2 separate regions of the Homo sapiens genome follow, and region 1 is linked to region 2. A link is a loop called in an ENCODE intact Hi-C map of the cell type or tissue named here. Cell type or tissue: IMR-90. All regions are shown on one strand.

Region 1 (8,000 bases), 76 kb after region 2:
CTTACCAGCTTACCATGGGGCATTGTGCCAGGACTTCTAACAAAGGGGAATTAGAAAAGGCAGCCTCTCAATGTTCAATTAGAGTTTATAATAATAGCAAACATTTATACAGAAGTGTGGAGCAGTCCTTTTTCTAAGTACTTTACATAAAATTATCTCATATAATCCTCCTAATAGTCCTGTAAGTAGGTATTATTCTTATTCTCAATTTGCAGAAAACATTGACATAGAAGCAGTTAAGTAACTCATCCAAGGCTGGTATGAGGGACAGAGTTGAGATATGGCAGAGATTTTCTATCAACTGCATAAACTCAATCTAAAGTTCCAATATTTTGACAAAAACGTAATGTAATGCTCATATTCAAAATACAATGCTCTGACATCTTTTACAGTTATTTAAACACATGATAAAAAATCTTTATAAGTCAACTTTAAAATGTGCAAAAAAGGTCAATTCTTTGAGTTGGGTTGTGAGCAAAATATTTGAAGATCATTGATTTTGAGCCAAACAGCCCTGGCTATGACTCTTGGCTTAGTCACTATGCCATCTTGGCCAAATCCCACTCTTTCTGAGGCTTAGTCTCTCATCTGTAAAAATGGGGACAACCATCTCAGCAGGGTTGTTGAAAAGATCAAATGAGACAGCCCAAGAAGTGGCCTGGCCTGCAGCCAACTCAGGGTGAATGGCAAGTATTATTAATGTGGTTGGCGTCTGGCAAATCTTGGCATGTGGTAAGAGCTCCATGAATGTGAGTGCCCTTCCCCTTAGTAATGGTTCCCAGATTTGATTCCCATGGAAGCCTAGACATCTTGTGGAGAGGGAGGGGGTAGCATGAGGCCCCCAAGTTTCATGCCTCCCATTGTTTTCCCTTTTCAACTTCCTCAAAGAACATCTCAAAATGCACCTCCCCCAAGTTGCCTTCCCTGACTAATACAGCTTCACAGTGACCTTTCTCTTTCATCATTTGACTGGCTCATGCCAGGCACTCCATAGTTAATTAACCAATGAATGAATGAATACCGGGAATGGGGTAGTGAAGAAGGCAGGCATTATCCCTGCCCTCATCAAACTTGCCGTCTGGTAGAGAAAACAGACATGTCACTGATAGATGCTATGGTGGGAGAAGAAAAGGAGCCAGTAAAAGCCCACAGAAAGGGCACCTACCCAGGCTGAAGGCATCAAGGAAGGCCTCCCAGAGAAAGTGTGGTCTAAATTAAAATCTCATGGACACATGGAAGCCAGACAGCAAGAATAAAGGTCTGTGTTCACAGGTTTGGAGGTGGAAAAAAAGCATGCTAGGTTCAGAGAACTGAAAATATTTTAGTAAATTGGCTATAAAAATGTATGTTTTCCAGTCTTGAACTTGATTTCTTGCCTTTCCTTGGCCTTCACAGACAATGGTGTGCTTCTGGAAGACATGAAGGACCTTCTACATCTTTTGTGTTTACCCTGTATTTGCTTGACTATGCAATATCCACAGCTGACACTTTAATAAATGCTTAGTGGGTGTGGAACTTACTAGAAAAGGAGACCTCTCCGAAGCTTCCTTGGAGCTCATTTCATACATTCCCTGGGCCTGGGCAGCACTGTATAGAATCCCTTCTGGCCAGAAAGGGGCTAACAGAATCCACCTACTGGCCCTTAAGACATGTATCTACAGGAAGCCATGCTCTGAAATATCTTTTCATGCATTATCCCAAACTCAGGGTTATGTATTAATAGGAGCATTTCACCTGCAAGGGATATTCATAACCAGTGGCCTTGGGGCTGGGGCTCTGATCCTGTGGGATGGATGAATGGCAATGGATGGCTTGTCTCATTCTGCATTTCCTGTCCAAGACCAAGGAAAGGCACAGGGTTGGCAGGAGGGATGAGAGAGCAGGATTGTCCATTCAGACTCTGGCTCTATCATGGACAGGTCAGATCCAGTCACCAGTAGATGGACTCGGCCTTTCTTGCTGTCCCAAAGTGGCCCTTGCTAGCCATCTGTTCTCCTCTTCTCACACCCTTCAAGGCTTTCTGATCAAGTCCACAAAATTGACTCGTGCAAATGACACTGGGAAATAAGCTGTGGTCACCAACAAGTCAAAACCAGCTGAGATCGGATATTTCTTTTGAGGCATGAAAACAAAGATTTTTGGTAATCTTTTAGAGCATTCCTAGCTGGAAACTTTTCCCGGAAATCCATAAGTTAAGTGCTCCTTGTGTCCTAGAGAGCAATGAAATTTATTCTTACACCATCCACACCAACTGAACGCTAGTTATGATAGGCTCTAAGGTGGTCCATGATACCATCGCATACATAGGTAAGCTTACTTCCTGTGTGTCTGCTGGAGAAAGCTGTGTTTATGCCAAATGAATTTATGTTTCCAGTTTTCAAAATTCAGAGCTGATTTTCCCTGGTTTGTGGCAAGCGGGTTGGCCAGCAAATGAAAATCAGCAGGAGGAGACTTTCCCAAAAGTCAAAGGAGGATGGAAGCAGAATGTGAGAAGTCTGAGCTCAGCTAGCCTGGTCTCCAAGCCTTGGGCAACATGCAGCCTGCCTGGTACGTGACCAAGGTCTGAGGTCAAAGGTGAGATTCCACACACATGGAGACAGGCCAGTTGAACCATGCCAGAAACTACCACTTCCTAAGTGCACATCTTTTCTCTACTGAAAGCAGACCCAACTGTCCTTAGTGAGTCCTTTAATATGTCTGTTTTGTGTCATGCGTATGTGACTCCTCTTAGGCACCCTGAAGTCAGGAACAATCTTCTCTCACCTCTCCCCTCCAGAACACTAGCGGAAGCAACCATTTCATCTATGATAAGAATAGGACCCTGAGCTGACGACTTCCTGCATATCATTTCCTTGGTGATGAGATGTTTTTACCCCAAATCCAGCCGTGTCTTTCCCTGTTGTTTAGGATTATTAGATGTATGCACTTTTCTACCACCTTCTTCTTCAAGAGACATCTTGCACTGAGGTTCTTGTGTCATTTGCTGTTCCTAGCGTATGCCAGGTAAACATTCAGCAAGAGGCAAATGCTTTCAGCCACGTGAGACCTCTGAAAGGAAAACACAAGCAGGCCTTCTGCCGGAACCAGTAGCCGCCTGCTGTTAGCTGGGGAGAAAGGACTTTCATTCGTTTTTGTCATCAAGCTGATACTGTGCCAACACCCACATCTGGAAACAGTTATCAAGAAAGAAGAGGCATGCAAGCCTGGGTCTCATGACCCTGCAGCCTTCCTTTCTGCTGCTCTATTTATTAACATACTGATTTAGAGTGATCAACCTATGTCCCCAGAGTAAGTTACAGAAACTAAATTTTTAAAAGGCCACTGCCGTCACACCACTTCACGAAAACAGGCCAAGGTCTAACTTATGGGGTCTTGGATGGAGTTTGTATCTAAATAAACACATTTTAAAGTTGCTTATTGTGTTGTACTTTAATCACTGAGCCAAGCCTTTTTAAGCTTTGTCTTGAGCTCTGTGCCCCTCCTCAGCTTGGCAGAACTCTGTCCTGTCAGTCTCAAGGGCTTGATAGAATTTGTACTTATTGGATCTGGACACACAGATAGAGGAGTCTGTTATTTGCACATCACACAGACCCACACACACAGATACACACTTGTTGCCCTTCCTTGCCTCCTTCACTGTAAGTAACTAGAAATTTAAGAAGGAACCTGAATTATGTTTGTGTAGCACCAGTGCTATGTGATGTTAGTTGCTGATCGTGCCCCAAAGGTATAAATAGACTCCACAAGGGCTAGGGGCCTACCTTGAGGCTTATTGGTTTTGGAGTTTGAAAAGTGCCCACAGAGAAGACTTGAACCTATCTTTGAGAAGGACCAAATCAAGTCATAAGATATTTAGTAGATCTCTCTACAATAGAGGGAGGAATAAACGTGGCCATTAAGAGTGAATACAGAGGAAAGCATTTCTTTCAGGCTTATATATGTCTCAGGAATTGTAAAGCGCTAACAAGAACCAGAAATTCAGACCAGCAATCCTGTCTCTAGTACTAACCCCGTCTCCGGTTTCTGTTTTGATGAGTTGCAGTCTACCTTGATGACTTGGCTTCACTGTCCACCAGATGATGAATCATCCCTTCTGGGAAGAATCTGGTTTCCCTCCGGCTACCCCAAACTCCCCCCGCCAATCCTTGCTACCCTCCCACCCCCGTTGTGTGGTGTGTGGTTGGGTACTTCCCTTTGGAGTCCTTTTGGGTATAGCCATGCATTTGGCACTTATTTCATTGTATATGTGCCTGGCTCCCCACCAAAGAATGACTCACTTGTGTCTAGAACCGTAATAAGCAGCCGACTGCTGGGCTCCTAACATGAACTCAGTAAATATTGGTAGAATCGATCAAGAACCACTTTCTGGAGCAAGCTGGTTGTTCATATGTTGTCAGTAGTAGTTTTTAAAAATAATGTAGAATAACAGGACTAACTGAACTTCTGGTTAGACTGTTACTTCAGGAATGTGCTAACTAACGTGGGAAAATCTTTTCTAGGCACCCTGGAGGTCATTTTAATTTTTTTGTTGTCCTGGGATTTTGGTGTATCAAATGTTCATTGAAATGACCGTGCCACGAGTTTGAAGATTTCTCAGGCACATTTAATTGCTATTTCATCAGTAATTAAATGAGGAATTAAAGGTTGTTGAGGATTACTAAGCAATTCTAGTTGATCCACTGAAAGGAATGCTGATTCATGGTCATCTAGAGAGTGATCCAGCAGCTCAGGTCCCCTGTCTGTCTGGAGAAGGGGATGAGTGGCTGCGTGCTGGCTGCTTTCTTCCCCAAGCCTGCCTCACTTACCACAGCAGCTGCTAGAGTCTTGCTCAGTGAAAATGTGTTCAAGGGAGAAGGTTTGAAGGTTGTATTAGTTCGTTTTCATGCTGCTGTTAAAGACATACCTGAGACTGGGTAATTTATACAGAAAAAGAGGTTTAATGGACTCACAGTTCCACGTGGCTGGGGAGGCCTCACAATCATGGTGGAAGGTGAAATGCATGTCTTACACGGTGGCAGACAAGAGAGAATGTGAGCCAAGCAAAAGAGATTTCCCCTTATAAAATCATCAGATCTCATGAGAGTTATTCATTACCACGAGAACAGTATGGGGGAAGGTACCACCATGATTCGATTATCTCCCACCCGGTCCCTCCCACAACACGTGGGAATTATGGGAGCTACAGTTCAAGATGGGATTTGGGTGGGGACGCAGCCAAACCATATCAAGGATTTTCCAAAAATATGCAACTACCCTAGCTGGGGAGGGGGTGCATAGTGGTTTAGGTAGGACAAGTACTTAGGGCTGGGCTGCCTGTGTTCAAGTGCTGGCTCTCCTACCCACTAGCTTTGTCACCACTCCAACAAACTTCTTCACCTCTCCAGCCTTGCCTTCTTCATCTGGAAAACAGAAAAGAGAACAGTACTCAACCCATAAGAGTATTTTAAGGATGGAATGACTTAACACATAAAGGTATTGAGAATAGTACCTGACATTGGTAAACTCTTATTTTTCTTTAATAAGCCAGTATTCTACGTGGGCACATGCATGCACTGTTTTTTTTTTCCTACTGTTTTTTTTTTTCCTTCTGCTTTCTTCCCTGCATCATTCTCAAACGTATAGCCTTTCCTAAACATAGCCTCATCTGGAGGAAGCTTGGAGGCTAATTCTTGCTTTTGTTGTCTTTAGAAGCAGAAATCATTCTAAACATTTGTATCTTAACTACAGAGCACTATGTGGTTTATGTAGAGCACAGCATTCACCCCATTCCTGTCCCAGTGAAATATGAGGAGTCCCATGGATGGAAGACTGAGGAAGAAAATGCTGGGAAAGACTGGGGAAGGGTGTGTTATGGCTGGCCTGCCACTGGGCCCAGTGCCCAATCGTTAGATGAGGGGCAGTGGAGGGTCCAGAGAAGTCTGGGGTGGGTATCATGGGGCACTCTACATGGGGTTTAATTTTTGTCCTTTCATGCCAGGGCAAAGGTGCTGATCTGGACAATGAGCAAGTTCTAAAATGTTAAAACCAGCAGGCAAAATATGGTGGCTCTCATCTCACCAGCTCTTTAGCCTGCACAAATTAATTTCTATACCATGGATTTGAATGTCCAGGGTGTTTTGGAGTAGGGTGGATCGGGTCAGGATAGCAGCAAATTCTTAGGAATTTTGAAAATGGCTCTCAGGATGGCTGCTGTGGAGCCATCAGTCATGGCTGCATCAACCCTGCTTCCCCTTTCTACCTTCTAATGCTGGCACAACATTGCAGCTGGGGAAGCAGAGACTTTCTTTCACCTAGCATGAGGGAGCTTCCAAAGGATCAGGATGTGATGTTGGGAGCACCGGCCCCAGAGAAGCTCGATCCTTCTCCTTCGTGCTGGGACTTAAGGCCTGTGCTAGGGAAGCTGGAGAGGGAGCCAGGTCCGATGTTCTTTAAAGCCCTTCAGAATCCCTGCCTGACCCAGAGGGCCACGCAAATGAGTCTAGTCCACAGCATATGGTGGAGCAGTCACCTACAGCAGAGCCAACAAATGTCTTTGTCTATTCTGACCACTCTATTAGAATAAGTGTGAATTATGCTAGAAAGAATTTAGGAAGCCAGTCAACTGATGGATCCGCAAATGCTAACTGGGCTCCGTGCTGACTTATTAGGAGGCTGTTAGAGAATCAGAGGAACAAACACATGGGCTCACTGTGATGACGGATGTTAGACTTCAAAAAGGAGAGGCTCCATCCAGTGGGAGAGCCACGGAAGGGAGACCAGCTGAAAAAACAGCAGCCCAGAGAGGTGAAGGAATTTGCCTGAGCAAAGCTTCTTAGCAAAGCTGGTTTTGGAGGGAGAGTATCGCATACGTGTGTAGAGGCAAAGAAGGAGCACAGTGCTCACTACACGGGGAGCAGAGCAAGGCTGGGGGTGGGGGGCTGAGTGGGTGGAAGAGGCACAGGCTGGCCCTGCAAGAGCCCAGGCTGAGACTGGGACACAGGGAAAGCAGGTTACATGAAGCAAAGGGGGAATTTTGCAGAGGACTTTAGAAGCCAGGTACAGTAGAAAGAGGGCAATACATGGGAAGTTCTTTCAGTATAGGGATTATGGATGTGTGTGTTCCTCTTATCTAGCCTTTTCAGTATTTTTTAAGGTTTTTCTTTTTTTGGTAATGTGCCTGTATTCCTTTTTAACATGGTGGGGTGCTGGGGAGGATAAAATGTTCATCAAAAAAATAAATAAACAATCAGAGAAGTCTGGATTTTCTTTTACAAACAATAGAAGCCATCGGGAGTGTCCTAGGAGTGCAGTGTTTTGGTAGAAGTGTTTTAGGAAGATAAGACCAGCCACGTTGGGAGATGGTTGGCTGGGGTGGCAGCTGATGTCAGACTGGCTGGAGGCTGTGGGTGGTGAGAGGTAAGGCAGTGGGGAGCTGGAGTATTTGAGTAGCAAAAGAGGGAACAGAAGCATCTAGGAGAGATTTGGAAAGAACACCTGCAGGATCTTGGTGACTGATTGCACGTGGGGGACCAGAGAGCAGGGACAGGCAAAACTGAATGCAAGGTTTCCAACCTTGAGCGGCACCACAGGCAAGAATGAAGAAATGAAGAAGGGGAGCTGGACGAAAGAGCCAAGGGATTTCTGCATTTTGGAATGAATTGCTGCTGGGTGGTGTCCATTTCCCTGAAGGCCTTTATCCTACGTGCAAGAAAACTCGTGGGAAGCAGAGGAAAGGCATGTGTAAGCCAACAATCATCTGTGGGCATCCTTCCACTAAAGTATTTGAGGTCAGGCAACTAAAGCAACCTCAAAAGTGCCTCTGGATTCTTCTTAGATATTTTAGCTGAGCCAAATCAATGAAACTCTCATGAAAAATCGGTTTCCCTGGAAAATGAAATTGGGTTCTAACCAACAAGTAGCATTTGGCAGGCCCTGATTAAGAAAGCCAGTGTTTGGAGAAGTTGTGAAAACAGCCAAGTCATTTAAGAAACTAAACACTGGGGCCTAATGCCATTCTAGGG
Region 2 (8,000 bases):
AAAAGATTTCTTAATCTGCAAGGTAGGTATAGTTATAGTAAGTTTCTCCTGAGATATTTTAATTTTACATATATACATATGCTTTTCATTATATACATAATACCTCCTGGCAGCCATGCTCTCAGAAGTTGTTATTAGATAGCTATTTTCACAAATAATGAATAATTAATATTAAATTTAAATTTACAAAATATTATATTAGGATCAGTATGATTCTTTGTTCTTGAGAATTTTTCCCAACTTCCCACAGGAATTCTTTGTGTAGCTGACCGTTGTCAAGGCCTTAGAGAACTGGCGTTGAATTATTACATCCTAACTGATGAACTTTTCCTTGCACTCTCAAGCGAGACTCATGTTAACCTTGAACATCTTCGAATTGATGTTGTGAGTGAAAATCCTGGACAGATTAAATTTCATGCTGTTAAAAAACACAGTTGGGATGCACTTATTAAACATTCCCCTAGAGTTAATGTTGTTATGCACTTCTTTCTATATGAAGAGGAATTCGAGACGTTCTTCAAAGAAGAAACCCCTGTTACTCACCTTTATTTTGGTCGTTCAGTCAGCAAAGTGGTTTTAGGACGGGTAGGTCTCAACTGTCCTCGACTGATTGAGTTAGTGGTGTGTGCTAATGATCTTCAGCCTCTTGATAATGAACTTATTTGTATTGCTGAACACTGTACAAACCTAACAGCCTTGGGCCTCAGCAAATGTGAAGTTAGCTGCAGTGCCTTCATCAGGTTTGTAAGACTGTGTGAGAGAAGGTTAACACAGCTCTCTGTAATGGAGGAAGTTTTGATCCCTGATGAGGATTATAGCCTAGATGAAATTCACACTGAAGTCTCCAAATACCTGGGAAGAGTATGGTTCCCTGATGTGATGCCTCTCTGGTAATGGGCTGCCAAAGATTCTGAAATTGTTGTTGTTGTTTTTTTAATCAGTATGATTAGCTGCTTTCTATCTAAGCAAATGTAAATTTTAAAATGTGTTGCTGCTGTATTTTAGGTCAAATATTTGATTGTTTGCAAACTGTCGTGATGGATTGCTGCAGAAACATTTGGAAAAAAATAAGAAATTTGAAAAGCAAGAAATTGCTGTAAATAGGGCACAAGCCCTGTATATGGATTAGATGGTCGATATGCCAAAAACTACAGATGGTTTCTAAGTAGATTTCTCACCTTTCCTTGGAGGCATATTGTAGCTTGCTAAGTAAGTGTGTAATATTGAACTTGGATTCTGTAAAGTTATGTCATTTGCTTTATTACATTGTTTTATTTGATTCTATTTTATCTTGGTATTAATATATTTTATAAAATATAAAATATTTTAAAGCTTATTTAACTATAACATTTTTAGCACCCTATGAGATCATCTTGTGATTCAGTAAAAAACTTCTAATTTCCAAAGTACTTCAGATTCTACTTTATTATATTGAGAGATAATGGACATTCGATTAAAATTTAAAAATACTAATTCATTTCATAATGATACTGAGGTGAAAAGACAAGAGATAGTCATTCTGATTGTTAGTTGGTAGACTATTTGAATAAAGCAGTAAATGTTGCAGGATGTGTTTGGGAGGGAATCAGCATTTGCTGCCTCCTGCTATGGATCTGGAACTGTGCCAGATCCTTTGTATAAGTGATCTTAGAATTTAATTAGCAACACAGTTAGAACTCCTTAGTGGCTGCTTATTGTCTTGAGGGTGAAGATCTAGCCTTAAAATAACCCACAAGGTCCTGCAAGGTCTGGTCCCTCCCTGCTTCTTTTGCCTCATTTCCCATCAAGCTGCCCCTTGCCCTTCAGTTCCCATTTCCTCTCAGTTCCTTAGAACTGTCCTGCACCCTCTAGTCACAAGGAATTCACTCGTATCTCTCTTTGCCTGGCTTACTCTCTGTGCTCCTCAGATCTTTCCTCTAGCTGTATGTCCTTGATCATGGAAGCCTTCCTGGACACCCAGCCCATTCCCTGCTCTTAGGTCAGGTCCACGATGTGCACTCTGTGCAGGGCACTCAGCACCCTGGCTTTACTGTGCGGCACTTATCCCTGTTATAATTCATTACTTACTGGTCTGATTATTACCTGTTTGTTCCATTGCACTGTAAACTCCATCAGTGCAATATCCTTGCTGTTTTTTGCTCACTGTTTTATCCCCAGAATCTGCCATGCTAGTGGTTAGCACGTAGTAAGCACTCAATAAATTTTACGTAAGTACTTTGGTTTTCAAGCTTGTTCCACTCAGTTTGCCCCACAGTATCTTAAATTTTGAATAAATCAATTAAAATAAAAAGAGAGAATTAAATATGTTCATCACTTTCCAGTTTGGAATATTAGGAAAAAATTATAAGTATTTTTACCTATTAAGCAATTAGAATACATTGTGATGTGTAAATGGCAGTTTAAAAAATAGCACTTTCATATCCCTGTATTTAGAGACTATGTTTGTGTGTACATTCTCACCACTGTGCCATGTTATTTCTCACTATAAGCTCTGTAAGGCTTCTCATATCTACCTATGTGTTCCTCCCTCTCAGAGCAGTATTGCTACATTAGTAATTACTCCATAAATGCTAGTGGAGCTGATTTTACTGGTTAAAAAAAATAAAACCAATTTCTTGAGGACGGGGATGGTACTACAATTACAGATAATACAATTTATACTTTAAGATTTCAGGAGGATACAGAAGCATCATATAATACAGGACTTAAAACCTGATTAGGGGCCAGGTGTGGTGGCTCACGCCTGTAATTCCAGCACTTTGGGAGGCCGAGGCAGGTGGATCACAAGGTCAGGAGTTTGAGACCAGCCTGGCCAATATGGTGAAACCCCGTTCTACTAAAAATACAAAAATTAGCGTGGGTTGGTGGTGGTCGCCTGTAGTTCCAGCTACTTGGGAGGCTGAGGCAGGAGAATTGCTTGAACCCAGGAGACGGAGGTTGCAGTGAGCCGGGATCATGCCACTGCATTCCAGCCTGGGCAACAGAGCAAGACTCCATCTCATAACAAAACAAAACAAAACAAAATGAAACAAAACCTGATTAGGATAACAGGACAAACAAAAGAAATAGCTTAACAGAGATGGAGTTGGGGATCAGAGCAGTGGTGGACATTCTGAAGGGATAAGCCTCTGGTCTCACCTGGGATCACTCTACCATGATATATTCTAGGAGGAGTTGGGAGTATACATACCCGAATGGTTAGGTGATAGAATGCCAGTGGAGTTTGCACTGAGGATAATGAAGCAAAACAGAGGGACTAGAGAAGGGAGGTTGGGGGTGAGTTTCTCCCCATTGTCGACTAGTATGGAGAGATGATGAGTACCATTGGCCTCTTCTACATAGAATAAGAAGGTGCTGCTCTAAATTGTGCTTTTTAGTGGCCCAGTAGTTGAACCTAGTGAACTAAGCACTATAATGAATCTTAGAGCAAAACTCAGAGTAAATCTAAGTTCATGAACTCATGTAAATTACCTTGATTGGCCTGACTTACTGGGTAAGTAAATGGAAGAGTAAAACATTCCTACAACAGCCAAAAATAAGACAAGAACTTATAGAGTATTTTAAATGTTTTATCTAATGAAAATGTCTCTACTTTGGAAGTCTATGAAAAGTACTGTTTACTTAAAACTAGTGGATTCTAGATAAAGGATTTGACATTAAGTGGGTTTCAAACTTTAGTCTTTGGAGAATATTTTAGTTCTGTAAGCAAACTTTTTCATGTTAAAAGTGTTTACATTTGTTAGATGATTCTGGAGAAGTTTGGATAATTTTGTGGGCAAAAATTTGGTAAATGGAGAGAATGGGGGAAAGGTCTTACTGTAGGTTGTGCTGAAGAAACACAAAAATAGGATGCTCATATTTTTTGTTTTTCCTTCCTTGTGATCCTTGCTGGCCTCATTTGTATTGTACCAAATATGGGAGAGGTGAGTCAGGAAGCAAGCCTATTTTTCATGGGTATTATTATTAATAACATGTCACAGAGGCAACAGGTATGTGATTACTGTAATATGCCACTGAGTGTGATAAATGTCAAATGGATGCAAGGATTCTTCCTTTTGTAGCCTGGCCTCTTAAATTGGCCACTTACCTCCTTCTTTTTCTTCTATTAAATTTATCTCTTGCAGATAATTCAAAACATTTTCAAAGTAAATATTGGTTTTATTCACATTATTAATGTGTAGCTATCAAACCTGACAGAATAATATCACAATTTTTGAAGTGTATATTATCATCATGGTTACTAATGAAAAGTAAGTTTCTCCATACTGTTACCCCTTTGCCATTCAAACCTTTGTAACATTTTTATGCTTAAGTCAAACGTTTTGACATCCAAACCTAAAAGACAAGGGGGAAAATAACACGGATTTGTTGTTGCACTAGAGGGCGCTGTATTCCAGTTCTTCCTGAGAAATAAGTCCTTTGGTCCAAAGTTTGCATTTCCATTGAGCAGATGTGAGAAGGCTGAGGGGAAGGCAATGTCCCTGCTCTACCTTGAGGAATTTCTCCATTCCAGGTCATGAGTCTGGTTTTTAAAACAATATCCATATCCACCTGTGTTTTGCCTCCTAAATAATCAGAAGGATGATTATTTGGAAAACTAAGCTTATATTTTATTGTGCAAATATTTCAGAGTTTCTTTTAAAATTGCCTTTAAGAGCTGATGTGCTATTTCCTTTTTGTGTGTCCTCAGTGGTGTACAGCATTTATTTTTTGAAAGCCAAATTTCTGGAAACAACCTAAAGTTATTTGGTACCAAGGAGATGCATATTCAAATCAGACAGTGCTAGATATAGTTTGCCATTGAAAGTAATAGCAAAAACCGTGATTACTTTTGCACCAACCTAATAGATATAAGAAGGTGCTAAATGTGTGACATAGATTCTCAATTACCTGAGAGTCATCATGATAACTCTTTCTTCCTGGCCACCCACTGCAAGTCCTGTTGCTTCTGTGACATGTTATTCATAATAATAAATACCCATGAAATCACCTCCCAACTGCAAAACTACAGCACTGATAGTAACTTATATCTTTCTGTGTGGTTCTCTCTATCTAGTTATGAGTTAACTAGAGTTCATTATTTTCTTGCTCGCCTTCGTATATGATTTTGTTATATAAAAAGGAAATTGTATTTTAACTGTTTTAATGTTATAAAAAGAATTATCATCCATTATGTAATCTTCTGGACTTTTTAAAACTTAAAATTATATTGCCATGATTCATTCAGGTCATTATGTTTAGCTGAAGTTCATTTATTGTGACTGCTGTTGACTATTACATTCTATAACTTTGAGATTATTTATTGGATTTCACTGTTGATGGGCATTTAGGTCACTGAAGGTTTTGCTATGAAAAATAGTGATATCATGAACATTCTCATACATATGCCCTGATACACAAATGCAGCCATTTCTCTAACAATAAACTTCAGTTAATTATGTTTTCCTCTAACAATCTACACATAAGAATATAATCATTCTGCTGGCATTTTCTGCATTCCGAACAAATTTAAGCAGAAATTCATGAAGTTTCCAGAATGATTAGTTCAATGTATTCATTTCTTACCAACTGGCTAAACTCTAAGGAGCCAGAATTATTTCTGGTCCTTTGGACATTTGTATGGTCTTGTTTCCTCATAGTACCTGTTGTCAATATAACTAAGACAGAATAACATAGATATAATACAATGATGTGTAGAAATAAGTAGCTGTAATATGCATATGGCTAGATGAAGTTGACAGGCCCAATTCCATGAGACACTTCAGATAAAGGTAGGCCTCATTCTCACTCTAGTCCTTCCTGTAGTGCAGCCTCACTGTTTTCTTGGGATATGTTTTCTTGGACTGCCATCATTCATAATCATGTGGGTGAGTGGATGGAAATACCAGCAAATCCTTTATTATCCATGAAAGCAGCTCTCTCTCCAACCAATATGATAAACCTAAGGATATTGCTGAGAGTCTACTACCTAAACTCAACTTATTCATTGAATATGTATTAAATGTATACTAAATCTAGCATTATAAACCACTCACTGTTCTTGTACCATAGAAACACTTTCAGGCTTTTTCTTATTTTCAAGCAGAAAGGTTGCTAGTTTTAGAGGTGTCAAAAATGCAGCCTGGCCCAGCGTAAGTTCTCTTGTTTATTTATCTTAGATCTTCGGGACTGAGAAATCTAAAAAATAAAACCACTCAGATTCCATAGGTGACAGATCAAAGAGCCCGAAGCAACCAGTTCACATGAACATCAGAGTGACAATGAGTTAAAATCAAAATGTTTTCTTTCTTGCATTTATCATGTTTCTATTTAAACTCAAATTTCCTTTTTTTAATTAAAAAATTTTTGTGGGTACATAGGTGTATTTGTTTATGAGGTACGTGAGATGTTTTGATACAGGCATGCAATGTGTAATAATCATGTCATGGAAAATGGGGTATCCATCCCTTCATGCATTTTTCCTTTGTGAACACAAATTTCTTGAAGAGAAGGGTATGCATCCAGGTTTTTAAGATGACTTTTTATTTTGAAGATCTGACCATTGGCCTTCGATTTACAGGTATGCAGTAGGGTCACTCGAGTCACAGTTTTCAATGTGCACATGCGATTGTATGCCAGGATAAACTTTCTGCAAGGGCAATAGAGTTCCAAGTTTTTCTCCCTTCTTAATAGGACCTTTATACTTAATTGGCTTAATGTAGAACATTTTGACACAAAAACCTAAAAGAAAATAAGTATAATTATTTATCTGGGCTTCAGTAATCTTGAATCTGAAATTAAAAAAATAACAAATGGACAAAAAATAAAAAAAAGAATGTTGAATGAACTCAGGAGAGGAATAGATGAAAATGACAAAATGATATTAAAAAGGAAGACTAAATTACAAGATGCCAAAGGAAGAATAGATTCAAATGAAACGCTAATAAAGGCATTGAAGAATAATAGCAGGAAAATACTAGCTAGTTAGAAAAGGTGAGCCCTGAACAATGTCAACTCCAAAACATATTCTGATAGAATGATTGGACTTTAGAGATAAAGAAAAATAGAAATAACTGGAACAAAAATACAAACTTTGCTAAATATCAAAAGAATTAAAAAGGCAAAGACCCAAGTAGAGAAATAGAGTACAATATAATAATTATACAATAAAATGGTGTTGGGTACAAATACAGGAGTCATGTCTATAAATGTGAATGGCCTTATCTTGCCTATTAAAAGATGTCCCATTGGGTTGAAAAGCAAACCCCAATTGAATGCTGTATGGAATAAAACACAGCGATTGAAAAGGCTGAAAGTGAAGAGCTGGACAAAGATTTGCCAAGCACATGGACAAAGATTTGCCAAGCAATAAGAAAGCAAGGGCTATTGTCCTGTTACCAGAAGAGTGGAAATCAGGCCAAAAGGCATTGAAACAAGACGAAGATAATGTAAGAGGGTAAATGCCACAAGTCACAATGAAGATATAACAGTTACAACTATCCATGCACTAAATAGCACAAGTCATCTATATAAAGCAGACACTACAAGAGATGCCAGGAAACATAGATAGAAACCCACCAATAATAGGAGACTTTGATACACTAGTGGCACTGCAAACCGGTCAAGTGAGCATAAAAATAAGGCTGTAAAATTATGCTGTCCAATATGGTAGCCACTAGCCACATGTGGTTATGCAGCACTTGAAAGGTAGTTAATATGAATTGAGATGTGCTTTAATGGTAAAATACACAGTGGATTTTGAAGACTTAGTATTTAAAAATGTAAAATATCTCAATAATTTTTGTATTACATATTGATATAATACTTTGAAAATATTGAGTTAAATAAAATACTAAAATACCATGTTTTTTTACTTCAACATGGCTACTAGAAAATTTAAAATAATAATAATAATAATTATTATTATTATTTTTTTGAGACGGAGTCTTGCTGTGTCACCCAGGCTGGAGTGCAGTGGCGCGATCTCGGCTCACTGCAGGCTCCGCCTCCCGGGTTCACGC

The links. A loop is a pair of places that touch in the nucleus more often than their neighbours do. Peaks named below come from ENCODE experiments on the same cell type or tissue, not always from the same donor. Only the 100,000 strongest peaks of a DNase experiment are listed, where the experiment ranks them.
Region 1: a loop joins it to region 2, with 7 times the contacts of the local background. A loop is called at or near these places in 6 of 110 quality-filtered maps.

The regions. Positions count from the first base shown.
Region 1 is chr5:136,016,463-136,024,462 of GRCh38, forward strand. LOC105379189 (a long non-coding RNA gene) reads right to left here. Exons shown (of 4, transcript XR_948809.3): 4 at 5,096-5,399. Among named protein-coding and RNA genes, the nearest start is that of TGFBI, 8.5 kb to the right of the region's middle. In IMR-90, a CTCF peak has its summit at 3,093; DNase peaks (open chromatin) are centred at 3,139, 4,149, 4,719, 7,739 and 1 weaker place; H3K27ac peaks cover 5,320 bases.
Region 2 is chr5:135,940,778-135,948,777 of GRCh38, forward strand. It overlaps LECT2 (leukocyte cell derived chemotaxin 2), which reads right to left. Exons shown (of 4, transcript NM_002302.3): 4 at 6,127-6,720. The coding sequence ends at 6,554. It also overlaps the pseudogene FBXL21P. Among named protein-coding and RNA genes, the nearest start is that of LECT2, 10 kb to the right of the region's middle. In IMR-90, a CTCF peak has its summit at 4,392 (motif pointing right); a DNase peak (open chromatin) is centred at 4,404.